Linked DNA regions of Mus musculus: region 1 is linked to region 2. A link is a contact called in ENCODE Hi-C or POLR2A ChIA-PET data. All regions are on one chromosome and are shown on one strand. The core of a region is the stretch at or near the end of the contact, and the rest is flanking DNA. Distances in the headings are between cores, read along the strand shown. Region 1 overlaps Prkag2 (protein kinase, AMP-activated, gamma 2 non-catalytic subunit). Region 2 holds the start of Prkag2 (protein kinase, AMP-activated, gamma 2 non-catalytic subunit).

The links. Hi-C counts contacts between places; a loop is a spot of excess contacts on that map. ChIA-PET counts read pairs that join two places held with the same protein, here RNA polymerase II (POLR2A).
Region 1: a loop to region 2 is called in a map of gastrocnemius, with 2.4 times the contacts of the local background. The contact joins the enhancer-like site here to the promoter of Prkag2 in region 2. A Hi-C loop is called at or near these places in 19 of 37 maps with a recorded cell type or tissue (CH12.LX, Patski, T-helper 17 cell and 5 more). POLR2A ChIA-PET finds 5 or more read pairs at or near these places in 1 of 5 experiments (Patski).

What each region holds. Positions count from the first base shown.
Region 1 is chr5:25,021,101-25,027,683 of GRCm38, reverse strand. Prkag2 (protein kinase, AMP-activated, gamma 2 non-catalytic subunit) reads left to right here. Exons shown (of 16, transcript NM_145401.2): 3 at 5,613-5,892. Among named protein-coding and RNA genes, the nearest start is that of 1500035N22Rik, 39 kb to the right of the region's middle. Within about 2 kb of position 2,028, at least 1 of the 3 ENCODE cell types and tissues checked has a DNase peak (open chromatin) inside an H3K27ac peak, as active enhancers do; it is heart, where a contact is called at or near this core.
Region 2 is chr5:25,098,999-25,105,780 of GRCm38, reverse strand. Prkag2 (protein kinase, AMP-activated, gamma 2 non-catalytic subunit) reads left to right here and starts at 5,139. Exons shown (of 16, transcript NM_145401.2): 1 at 5,139-5,770. The coding sequence starts at 5,657. It overlaps Gm42232 (a long non-coding RNA gene), which reads left to right and starts at 5,778. Exons shown (of 2, transcript XR_880887.2): 1 at 5,778-5,928. 2900005J15Rik (RIKEN cDNA 2900005J15 gene) reads right to left here and starts at 4,806. Exons shown (of 1, transcript NR_027851.1): 1 at 2,774-4,806. It overlaps LOC115490109 (a long non-coding RNA gene), which reads right to left and starts at 1,213. Exons shown (of 2, transcript XR_003955733.1): 1 at 954-1,213.

The DNA.
Region 1 (6,583 bases), core at 779-3,278, 75 kb after region 2:
GTCCAGAGAGAGGCTGTAGTGAGCACTGACAGTCAGCTGAGAGGGAAAGACAATGGAAGTCATCTCACCTTCCTGCATTTGCTCAGAAATAGCCCAACCCATCCTCTGTGCCTCGTGCAGGAGGGTCGGTGACCAGGAGGAGTGGCTCATACAGTGACAGCAGCATCAGATGCTATAGATGACCAGGGACCACGGGGCAGTGGTGGCGCACGCCTTTAATCCCAGCACTCGGGAGGCAGAGGCAGGCGGATCTCTGAGTTCGAGGCCAGTCTGGTCTACAAAGTGAGTTCCAAGACAGCCAGGGCTACACAGAGAAACCCTGTCTCAGAAAACCAAAAAAGAAAAAAGAAAAAAAAAGAAGAAGAAGAAGAGTACGACGACAAAGACGACCAGGGACCGTAGAACACACTCCTCTCCCACATCAGCAATCTCTAGATGCAGCTTGGGGCCAGGGCCTCTCCTGAGCAGCTCTGTGTGATGGGAAGAGGTGCTGGGGTCAGGAGCTAGGAGTTCCCATGGGTATTGCAGCCTGGTGCTCAACCCATAGAGCACCTGCTCCTGGGCCACTGTCTCTCAGCCCTCAGGAACCTCTTGTGTGGGTGACAGCAAGAGGGAGACAGGGAGGTGACAGGCATCTACAACATTGTCTCTTTTGCCTTAGAAAGGCATGCCTCTGCCCTTGCTCCGTTCTTCACAACATGGAACTTGTGGAAACATCTGAGGGACCTTCTGTTAGATTTCTACATATGTCTGGCCCTTTCTGAGGATGTGATGGAAGAGGCCCAAGGTGGATTAGGGATGCTACTGGGCTTTCACGGCAGAAGGGTGTGAACAAGGGAGCAGGTAGACCAGAAGAGGACAGACAGGGCAGTGAGGTCTGTCCTCGGGAACCACATTGGATGAATGAGGCAGTCCATGTGAGGGTCACGAGTCACATCCGCTTGTGCAGGTATGGGTGGCTGTGGAGCTGAGCAGAGAACTCAGTGTTCAAGACACGTTTCCTTAAGTCAGCTTACATATAAGCCAGCCTCGTCGTCTCGTGGGGCTGATGTTCTTCTTCGCTAGCCCTGCTCCTCGGCTTTTCCTAAGGTAGCACACTCGCACGTACTGTGTTTAGCTGCCGAAACTCCATCATCATGATGAAAGCACAACACTGCCTCCCTCCCTCGTGACTGATTTGCAGCTGAGCTGGACCTGAGTACAGGCTGCTCAGTGCTATGGAGTGTGTCCCCACTGTACCCTTAATGTCCTGAACTTCAGGCTTGGGGGACTGAGTATCCTAAACAGGACACATCCCACACCCCAGTGCTCTTAACTACCTAAGGGGCTGTCTGAGAACATCATCGATAGGAAAATGGGACTCCCGTGTCTCCTCTCTACACACTCTGTCTCCTGTCCTCCAGTTCTTTGTCATAATAACTGTCTCTGCCTAGCACTCTGGTCAGCTGATGGTGTGACTCTAGTATATAGCTAATGAGTCAGAACTAACCAAAGAGAGTCAATGTTGCTCGCCACCTCGGGCTGGCCAGCCACACTGCAGGAGCTGATCAGAGGGGTCTGTGGAATGGCCTGCAGATGCCCAGCAAACAACTCTGCGATCCCTGACCAACAATCCTCCCATCCCTAGCCGTCTCCACGTGGCCGTAGACAAGACAGTCTCTCTCTGAACGTGCCTTCTCACATACCAACCAGGGCCAGGAGTTGTGCCTGCCAGAAGGATCAAGGATTAGATGACATCACCGAGGAGCAGGCGCAGAGGGTGCAGGAAGGGCGGTCAGCACAAGCAGGACTGAGACTCCGAGAAGAGGAACACCCACGTACCGCTCGCTTGCTCTCAGGGAGTGTCCCCTGGGAGAGGCTGCAGACATGGCTTGATTTCTGCCCACTGCTGGCTGAGAACTGATCTCAGATCCTCTGGAGATGAGCCCACAGCAGAGCCCTGGGAACTTAGTGCAGCAGCTCCCACTTCTGTCTCTTCCAGCCGGAGGCGCTGGACTCAACACTGGATTCCAAGGCTGGCGCTTATGTCCCCGGCTTTTGGATTTCCCAGCTGCCTTCCTGGCTCCTTTGACCCCTGTTCTCTGCTTCTATCTTCAAGAGCATGGATACCCTGTCTTGCCAAACCCTCATGGTCAGTCCTGAAGCCAGCCCCCACTGGGCTCCTTCCTCCCACTGCCTCCTCTTCTCTTTTGTGGAAAAACAAGCTCAGATAAGACCAGAGCAGGGGCTGTCCCTAGTCTCAGCTTCCTGACAAACATGGAATGTTCCCTCTGGGAAACTCTGCCTTCCAGGGCCCAAGTGCCTACTCTCCATTAGCTCCTAAGAAGCAGGCATACAGTTGGGAGGGAGGCTCACCCATACACAGAGAGAGAGTCATCCAGCTATGTTGATCAGAGTATCAGTTTGCTTCGACTAGCCTAATAGCCTGGTGCCTAGGCATCCCTAGTGGCTCTAAAGGCGCCCATGGTCTGCTGTTTCCTGCCAGCCTTATCCAGGAAACAGGCAGGGAAGGGTTCCATCTTCAGGGACAGGTCTCTGTAGGAGAGTTCAGGCAGGGCCCAGCATCCTATGTTCTTTGGCTATTTTTAGGAGAAGAAAGTAGAAGGTCTGTTTTCTGGGGTTCCCTTTTCTAACTCCTAGGGCCTGCAATTCTGAATATAGAATGGGTTCTCAGTCAGTGGGGTCTCAGGGGCTCCTTGCCAATCAAAAAAGATTCAGGTCTTTTATGGCATTTAGCTCCACTCTTTGTATGAGTTTCTGAGTAAACTGTGTGTTAGCCCTCTGTATCTGAGACCTGGCTCCTTCTCCAGTCCCACTCCAGAATGCCTCCTCTACCTTGCCCACCTTCCTGCCCACCAGACTCCAGGTCTTCCCTGATCTAGGGTCCTGTGAGAGGTGGGCTTGTTGTCCTGGCATCCCTTCATCTGCTTCCCCCCTGGTCTGTGGTCTTCTGGGGCCACTGCTTCCCTGTCTGCCTTTGTCTTCTTGCACTTGCCTGGGACATCTCTTCATCAGAGCAAGCTATATGGCATAGAGGAGTGCTGTGGGCCAGTCTTCAGGGACTCTAAAGGTGACTGCCTCTAACTTGCCTTGACTCTTTGATCCCATGAACATTTCTGTAATGATACTAGAGGTGCGCAGTGTCTGGGTTAAAGCTGCAGGCCTTGAGGTCAGAGCACTCAGGAGATTTCTGCTCCCAGCCAGCACCTTTTGCCATCAAACATGGTGGCATCCTGAGCTGAAGAATGGTGAACCTCACATACACCTGACAGCTGGTGCCTTCCTAGCTCTGGAGCCATGTTGGTCCCCCACAGTCAGGGATCAGGTCCCGGTACCATGTATAGCTCTCATAACCGAGCCATTCCTGAAACTCGGCCTTCCTTCTCTTCCAGACTACAAGTCCCTTCTCTATCAAGAACTCTTCAATGCACAATGATGGTGCTGGGCAGACATATGTGAAGGACCACCTGTATGCCATGACCCATGTTAAACATCCCTTCTGTGTATAACATAGCCCAATATCTCTGCAGCCCATGAAGCAATCTAGCATCCTCATGGTGTAGAGAAGAGACAGATGCAGGGGGCCCAGGTCACTCATCCACCCACATTGCTGGTGCAGGACTTATACTCCCGTCTCTGTCCAAATCCTTGCTCATTTTATCGTTGCTTTAGGGGATCCTCTCATTCTGGTATGCGTGGTTCCTACGGCAGGTGAGGGTCTGCCTCTTGGCTCCCCATTCCTTATTTCATGGCAGTCCACCTACCACCTAAAGAACCTCTTTCCTTAAAAGTTATTCTCAGAAGTCACCCTTAGTCCCATAGGCAAATGGGATGGTGGCTAAATTGAAGAGGCAAGGAATCTAACTGATTTTTGTTGTAAGTAGGAGGAGAGTTGATTTGAACATCTTCTATGGAGGTGGCTCAGTTATAAGATCCTGGCCACATTGTCAGAAGCCATTCAGGAAGGAGTTGGTATCAAGTGGGTCACGCGGTTATAGCTTATCAAAAGACCCTCACTCATAAAGACCACAGAGACTACCATTGTTGCAAAACACATGAGGATTTTACTTATCCAGCATATTGGGGAACCCCCTCTCAGCACACAGGCCAGAGGAGAGACCCAGAACAAAGAAAGAACACACTTTTTATACCTTTTTAAGGGCTGGATATAGGTACCAGGGTAATTTGGCTTATTTTAATTGGTGTAGCCAATAACCGTTTTAGACATTGGTTGGTTTGTATAGGGTGACTCTCATTTTGTTTGTCCTTGTGGTTTTTAGTGTGAGGTGGGGCAGGGGAATTGTTAATCTTGTTTTTGACCACTAAAACTATGTTTCTATATTTGTTTAGTGAGTCAACTTTTTAATCTGACTCTGTACTTGGCCTGCTAGTACAGTTTGGAAAGTCCTTTTGAAGGGGGAAGATACAGGGTAGTCTTGAATTTATTTTGGATATTACACCGTACCTGTACCTCCATGTGACACTTCCTTAGGGTCAGGTGGAGAATGACAGAGGAAATTGATAGTCTCTGAAGGGGTATTCCCACAGGGGCATCATAGTCTTCGAGATGCCTGATATTGGAGCTCAGGGGCGCCCTCTACTGGTGGGTCCACACATTCACTCTGGAACATGGCCCTGGTAACCAGCACACATTTCCAGGGTTTGATCATTGTCCTCTGAGCCTATGAGTTACTTTATTTTTTGTTGCTGACTTGGGGTCCCCTTAGATCCCTTGAACCCCAGTGTCACAAGTGAAGTAAGTAGTTGGACCCCATCGATTGCCACACACCATATCGTTGCTGATGTCACCCTGTGAACACGCAGCTAGACCTACGAGCTGAGGAGATGACAGTCCTTCTGTCATGGAGGAAAGAGGACAGTAAGACCAGGGAGCACAATGACCCAGAAAGGGACAGAGCTGAGGTCAGAGACCAGACCGCAGGAAGCATGTTCCTGAATACATTCACACAGCAGATAGTGGATGACTATGAGCTGGAGCCATGGCTTAAAGCTATGGGGCCTGGTAGTTTTTCAGACTGTAGCTATGGCTTCGAGTCATTAGTGAAGTCTGGGTCTTGCTTATACCTTTACCGACCTCTGTCAGTTACCTCAGCCAGTCACATGCCACAGTAGCTTGGAGTAAAACCTGCTGCCTCCTCATTCCAGCATCCTCACCAATGATCCCAAGTGTGCATTCTGGTTCATGGAGGCTCAAACTTTTCCTCCTAGGGTAGGGAGTGTGCAAAGTCTTTGTGTCATCAGACTGGAAAAGGACACGTGAGGGGCTTCAGGAACAACAGCTATTATGGGAACAGTCAATGAATATAGGCAGGGCTGTCAAGAGAGACAGGAGTGGTGCTAGTCACCCTCTCCTCACCTTCACATGCCCTTGAGGCTCTGTTAGACAGCTCCAGGACAGGAGCTGACCAGCCAGGTCGGGTGTCCATGGCTGACAGTTGGAGCATTCCCTTGTCACCTCTGTGGAAGAGCTCAGGGTTGTTTCTCTGTCTGCTTGGTGAGCGTAAGAAAGGACAATAACCACAGGTCTCCTCTAGTGGAGTTCAGAGTGCACGGCGCATTGTGACCCCACCCATTTGTCTGTCTTTCTGCAGGTGGACAGTCCCTTCAGCTCAGGCAGCCCCTCCAGAGGACTCTTCTCCAGAGGCCCCCAGCCCCGGCCCTCCAGCCCTGTGTCTGCTCCCGTGAGGCCCAAGACGAGCCCTGGCTCTCCCAAAACTGTGTTCCCGTTCTCCTACCAGGAGTCCCCTCCACGCTCTCCACGCCGGATGAGCTTCAGTGGGATCTTCCGCTCCTCATCCAAAGAGTCTTCGCCCAACTCCAACCCGTCTACCTCTCCTGGGGGCATCCGGTTCTTCTCACGGTCCAGAAAAAGTAAGACTTTGATGCTATGGTTTCAGGTGGGTGCCGGGCTGTGAGCGACCTTCCCTACAGCCACTCAGTCAAGTGGCACCAGAGCCACAGGGTAGCTGCTGCCAACTTGGTCCTGAGCTGCGCCTTCATGTTCAGTGACATCCTTTTCCACCTGCTGCTCACTACCTGCTCTAGTCCTCCGGGGTGGTGTGACCCGTGGTGTAAACTCAGCGGCATGAAGGAAAGACAAGTGTTCACTTCAATGCTCAGGGTGGGTCTGTATCCAAGGCAAGTGGGCTGCCTGGTATGGCCCTGTTGCTGGATTTGAGATCCTGGCCTTTGAATCTGTTTTTGGAAGATCCTGGGTTCTTCTTTCTGGGCACCTGGAAACATGGGCGGAATAGATAGGAGGAGAAACATGAAGGAAGTGTGTGTGAGGGTTGGAGCGCGCATCCCTTGGACTCATAAGGTACTTGTGGACTGAGGATGAATATTGTCACGTGAACACTGTTGATCATAAGAAAGGCCAAGGACAGCTGTAAAGAAGGTGTGACTCAGTTTCTTTCCCAGTGCTGGGATGAAGTATTCTGGCAGAAACAACTTAAGGGAGAAAGGGCTTGTTTGGCTCACAGTTGTATAGAGGCATCCGTCCAGGGAGGAAGGCCTGCAGGCAGGAGCATCCACATTCAGGAAGCAGAGAGTAAACGGCAAG
Region 2 (6,782 bases), core at 3,890-6,389:
GGGTTCTAAGTCCTGTTCATAGTCACTCCCTTCACCTCACCACACCAAGGACAGTGACAGCATGTAAATTCATTTTCCCCCTCAGGAGTCTCACTGAAAACACTTCTCTGGTATTCTAGAGCCATGCCTGGATGCCGGCTACAAGACAGAGCTGCTGACATACTGTATAAGATGAATCGGATTTGTAAGGCAGTGTAGGAACTTCAACCCACCCGGGTCAATTACCAAGGTGACTTTATTTGCTGAGGAAATTATCATGATTAATATGTATTACTTCACCATGTACCACCAGGCAGGTGAATGAGAGGTCAGAAATCAGTCATGAACCATATTCAGGGAATAGTGAGAATAACAACGTCTCAGGGTCCATCTCTGTACTTACTGCATACTCAAAGCTCACAGCTAAATGGAGGATGAACACACATTTACTACCTGAGTCCAAGCCTTTCTGCCCAATGGGAGGTGAGGATGGATCACTAGAATGGGCCAGCAAGATGGCTCAGTGGGTAAAGGCACACTGGCTGGCAACATGAGTCCAGTCTCGAGAACCCATGCAAAGGTGGAAGGAGGGAACAGACTCTATAAAGTTATCCTCTGACCTTTACACTCCTGCTGTGACATGCACCCCCACAAAGAAAGAAAAGATAAACAAACAAACAAGCCTAAAACAAATCATCTCATCTCCTGAGCAGAAATCCTGCTGGGAGCTCCTGGGGAATTGGGTCTTTATTCCCAGCTAGCGTTGGCAACATGACAGATGTCCTTTGTTGGGGTATAATTGCTAGGATAATCTCTGTTTCCATTTAGCAGACAGACACATTTCAGGCCACATGAGCCCTGCTTGCTGACTCTGTCCCGGAGAAGTGCTGAGTGTGGACTTAGACACTGAGCTGTCAGCATCCTGGCTGTTCGCTGAAGAGAAGATGGGACATGGCTACAGAATTCACCTTTACCTTAATTCGAGTCTTCTGGATTTCACTGTTGGGATCCTCCGGGGCTAACTGACTTTATGATGAAGGGAAGTCTGGTGTGCAGAGTGGAGGTGGCTGGCACAGGTTCCCTGGAAAATAAAGCAGGCTCAAAGGCGCATAGGCCACTCCTAGGCAGAGTTTCTACTCCTGGGCCCTTCCTTCACATCCATGGAGGCTCACCTCCTCCCTTGTGAGATTACTCCTGTGCTTACAGTGAATAGAGGACACCTCCCTCTTGGTTGACATTAGATAGTGACACCTTGGTAGGGTGAGCAGTAATTTGCCACAGCGTTCGCAGAAGCCCTGAGTTACTTCAGTCTCCAAGGGCTGCCTTTTGCACAGAGTCAAATCACTGTGTTCTAAACACACAGGCAAGTGTCCTCACCAACTGTGTCACAAGCCAGGAGAACATGGCAGCTGAGATGTTAAGCAGTTTGCTCAAGGTCACCCTAGAGACATTTCCTAGAGTTTTGTAATCTGGTGTAAAGGTGGTTTTTGTTTTGTGTGTGTATGTATAAAGGTTTTAAAAGAGGGCACCTTCTTTTTCTGTTGTCCCAAAGGACACAGCAATGATAACCAACAGATGTCAAATGAGCACAAGACAGGAGCCAGCAGCCAGGCTTTGGCCACTGTGGTCTGCAAAGTGTTTCAAACAGTTCTTTCAGAAGACTTTGACAGACATTAGATCACTAACATGAAGTCTACCACAGTGCAGGGCATGTCCACCATGATCTAAATGCTGGTTCCTAAGATTGGGGGATGGTGTAGGTGGTGTGCTGGCACAGGCTTACAATCCTAGCACGCATACACAGAGACACACAGAGACGCACACATGGCAGGGAGGCATCACTTATTAACCGTCGAGTTTCCAACATGGTTTCTAGTGGCAGCAAGTATGGAATGTCACCAAACACAATCATCTATAGATCACTAAGATGCCTCTAATTTATACTCATCCAGGGCACAAGGCAGATGTGAATTTCGAATCCATGAGGGCTTCTATGTTCTCCGTGCCACAAAGTGACCCATAATGTAAACTTTAAAAGGTCACTGTCATTTTAAGAAGCTATTCATAGGCAATAGGAAAAAGTAATGCAGAGTGGAGAGAAGCTAGATGAAGTGAAATTAGACTATCAACGATCCTTTCCTAAACTCCAGAAAAAAAAATCTCTCCCCTCCTCTCTCCTCTTCTCTCTTCTCCTCTCTTCCCCTCCCTCCCTACCTCTCCTCAGTTTCCTAGGTTGGTCTTGAACTAGTGAACTTAACTCAGTTCCTCAGTAGCTGAAGGCCAGACATGTACCATCAGATCAGCTTTATCTTAACTCTTACACTCTTGGCATTTTGCTTCTCGACTGGGATGTAGTGCTGAGAACTGAACCTGAGTCTTCTACAAGAGCAAGTAAGTACTCTTAAAAGGTATGTGCGTGTGTGTGTGTGCGTGTGTGTGAGTGTGTGTGTGTGCATGTGAGTGTGCCTGTCTGTCTGTCTTGTTTGTCTGTGTATACAGGTAGGCATGTGCCACGGCCCTCATGTGGCGGTCAGAAGACAACGTTTCAGGAATCGGTCCTCTCTTTTCACCTTGCTTTTTTGAAGCGGGGTCTCTCTCATTACTGCTGGTGCACTGTGTACTGGCCGATGGGGGTGCTGGGATTGCAGCTGCACATCAGCCGTTCACATGGGTTCTGGGGATTTAACTCAGGTTAGTCAGGCTGGCTTGCAAGCGCTTTTATAGCCATCGCAAGGCCCAACATTTAGATTTAGGATTCCAAGGCCCCAAAGTCTGTACTCCAAAAGATAAAATCAAGAGATTTAAATCCTTTAATCCCAGCCCTTGGGAGGCAGAGACAGGCAGGTCTTTGAGTGTCCAGAACAGCCAGGGCTACACAGAAAATCACCGTCTTGAAAAAACAAAACAAACTACCCACAAACAAACAAACAAACAAACAAACAAAATAACAACAAAAAGGTTTGAGAGAGGATTAAAGAGGATATCCTGAAATCAGCCTCTCAGCCTCTGATATTTACAAACTACCACAGGCAAGTGCACACACACACACACACACACAAGCTACCACAGGCAAGTGCACACACACACACACACACACACAAGCTACCACAGGCAAGTGCACACACACACACACACACATACACACACACACACACACAAGCTACCACAGGCAAGTGCACACACACACACACACACAAGCTACCACAGGCAAGTATACACACATACACACACACACACAAAGCTACCACAAGCAAGTATACACACACACACAAGCTACCACAGGCAAGTGCACACACACACACAAGCTACCACAGGCAAGTGCACACACACACAAGCTACACACACATACACACACACACACACACACACACACGCACACCCCAAGGGAAAGGTGGTGATAGAAGGAGCATGTACGTTCCCCTCAGAGTCCTTTCCTCTGTCTTCTTGGTCTCTTCTGATGGCTGCTTCTTTCAAAGCCACTTCTTTCTCATCACATGGTACCATTTATGCATCCTGGCACACCATCATGAAGAGATGAACATTCCAACCTACAGAGAGAGAACACTTGACAAACCTGGAGTGATTTTTTCTTTTCTTTTTTTAGTGGCTGAGGGTAGCCTCCTTGGACGTTGGTATTGCGTCCCTCCAAACCTCTCACTTCTGCTTCTAAGAAGCAGTCTGAACCCTCAGTAGAATGATGTCTTTTGGGGTCCTGGGAGTCCTTTAGTGAGGAGCCAGGCTGGGGAGGAGGGTGACGACACCGACACCGGGTTAGAACCTTCAGAGGACTCTCCAGAAGCTGCTTAGGGATACTGGTTGGGGGCTCTGGGGAGGAGGTGTACTTCATTCTTGTTTTGAAAGTGTGGTAGCAGGATGTATACAAACTTACCTGATGAACCAAGGATCGCCCCCTTCCCCCCAGCTGTAGGGTTTTACCTAATTTGCAGGAACTTGGCTGGTACCGTGGAAATCCAGGGGATTGCTGGACCCAGCAATGGGTTTCTCATGGGACAGACAGGTCCTTTACTAAATCATGGTCTTAAAGTGGTAACCACATCCTCTACGGTGGGAGAGCAGGAAGAGGAGTAAAGGCCATCTCCTTACCCGTGTCATGTCTTCGTCAAAGGAACCCCTATCACGTTTATGCTATAGGTACTGTCCGTGTATTACTGTTTACAGGGAGCAGGTGGGCTGATGTTAGCTTCAAAGAGCTGGAGTGATCACTGGGGTCAGCCGGTATTCAATTCTGAGCAGGAGAGGAAGCACGCCCCTCACTCAGACCAGAAGCCAAGGTCCTGCTGCCTGGGAGGAACACCAGGGCCCTGAGCAGCCCGCAGTACCAGATCTGCAGCCAGTGGCTCTGAAGATCCGGGAGCACGTGGCGTGTTCGCCCTGGTTTCAGGCTCCGACGCACCCATTTCCTCTCGTGGTTTTAGGACTTCAGCATTTACTGAGACCAGAGCGCCTTTGCCAAAGATCAAGGTTTGTTGCGCAATCTTTGATGAATCTGAAAAGAACCAAGTTGTGGAGAAAAGCCTGCACTCACCACGCCACAGGCCGCTCTGGACAGGATGGGGTTCCCTACGCCGCAGGGGGGCGGCGTTGCGAGAAGCGAGTGCGGTCACCCGAACCACTTTGACCCGGGGCTTCAATCGTGGCGTGGTCGGGCTGCGGGTGTGTGTTTCCGGGGGCTGGACCTAAACAGAGACACAGCAAAACCAGATGGATCAGAATCAGCTCCTGGCGAGTCCGGAGCTGGCCTACCTTGAGACAGAGAGTGCACGGCGACCACCCGGGGGCAGCGTGGGCCGCGTGGAGTGGGACAGTGGCGCCGCACGCCGCGCACTTCCTGTTCAACGCGCGCGCCGCCTGCCACCGCCCAGCGCTCCCAGAGCCTACGTTGGTGCCAGACCCGGCCCCCACAGTTCCCCGGGTCCCGGGGGCCGCGGCTCAGAGGCCGCCCGGGGCGGGCGCCCTGCCCTATTCTCCCCTAGGGGCTGGGGCGCGCCCTTCGGCCCGCAGAACCCAGCCAGCCGCCGCCACAGTTTATTCCTGCGGCCACGCGCCAGCCCAATTGCGACGAGTCTTCGCCTTTGCACCTCCTCTTCCCCCTCTGCCCTCCCTCTCGCCCAAAGAGGAGGCCCTCCGGGTCCCAGGCTCCCTGTCGCTTTATTGTGCGGCCCAGGGTTATGCATTTCTCTACCAAGTGTCTCTGGCCACCGTTTCCATCGAGGCACAGACACGAGAAGGCTGTTTTCCAAATTGCTGTTGTTAATTGCACCTGCCTGGCCGACTACCTCTGGGAATTTGTGGGAGGAGCCGAGAGGTGGAAAATGTTGCTTCGCTTTGCAGAAGGAGGAAAACTTTATCACCCAGCACAAGACTTCTGCCACGCGTAACCAAAAGTAGCACGGGCCGAGACTCTGCACCCAATGATTCCGTAGGAGAAAGAGGACGCTCCAACCCGGCATTCCGCGGACTGCCAGCCCCTCGGGTGGAGCCCCGCGTGTTACCTGCGCCACCCGCCCTCCCCGCGGAAGTCCCCACGAGGTGTTTTCAGGGTGGGAGGACAGTCATAAAAAGCGCGTGGCTCCAGTGTAACGGCAGCAGTCCTGGGAGGCAGCGAGGGGACCGAACCCCGGGGACGAGGCACCGGAATTAACTTCTAGCTAAAGTTATGGGAAGCGCAGCCATGGACACCAAGAAGAAGAAAGAGGTTTCCAGCCCGGGCGGGAGCAGTGGCAAAAAGAACCCTAGCCTGAAGAGGCGGTCACTGCGAGTGCACATTCCGGTGAGTCCCATCCCTGGAGCTCCAGACTCCCGCGGCGCCTAGGCGGTTAACAAGGGACACTCTGCGCGCGCCGTCCTGTCCCTCCTGTCCCTTCGGGAGGCTGGGGAGGGGGAGGGGCAGGGCCCAAGCTGGGCCGCAGAGCCCGAGATTGGATCTTGGTCCGTACTATAGTGGAGCTATGGGATTGTCTAGGACAGAGGCAAGGGTGTCTGCTGGGAAGCGAGTACGAGAAGCGCGCTCCCGGGTGCGCAAAGCCTGGTGGCGGACTGGGCGTAGCCCTGGATCGGGCCGGTGCGGGTGCTGGGGAGGGGGGTGGTGAGTTGTGTTGTTTTGTTGAAAAGGACCTCTTGTGAAGTGCGGGGAAGCGTGAGTTGAGGAGCCGCCGCCGCCACCGGGGACTGAGGAAAGGAGTGGTGGGTGGGAATATCGCGGGGTGCCACGGTGAGGCAGCACCCCCAAATAGCTCTCCCTCCACACCAATTTCAGGATGCATGTGAGTCGCGGCTGGAGCCCTTTGCAGTGATTCCCGTGGTTTGACTCCAGGAATATTTTGTGCCTCGTGGAATTTGGGGGCTTGAGGTTTTCTCGGCTTACTATACAGGGCTATTGCTAACTTCAGCCCAGAATACCCTGCCACCTTGGTTGGACTCTGGTGACATTGACTTAAACAGCCGGAGGGAGCAGCATGCAGAATAGCTTGCTCAGTGCTGAGCATCAGTCTGGTTTGCCCTAGCTGGTAGCCCAAGGGCACTTGTTCTCCTCTCTGTAGAGGGGGATCAATTCTCAGGAGGTGTACCCCAGCCTTTAGCTTTACCCAAAGGGAAACCCCACTTGGCTACATCCTGGCAGCGACCAAGCAAGCAATGGTTTTTACAAATGAACATGCTAAGCAGTGTGGGACAGCTCCATGAGCCCCACCTGCCAGTGATACCTGGTGGCATCTACACTGAACCCTGCACAGCATGGGCAGCACCGCTTGCCAGCACTACCCTGAAGAATGAGTACTAGGCTT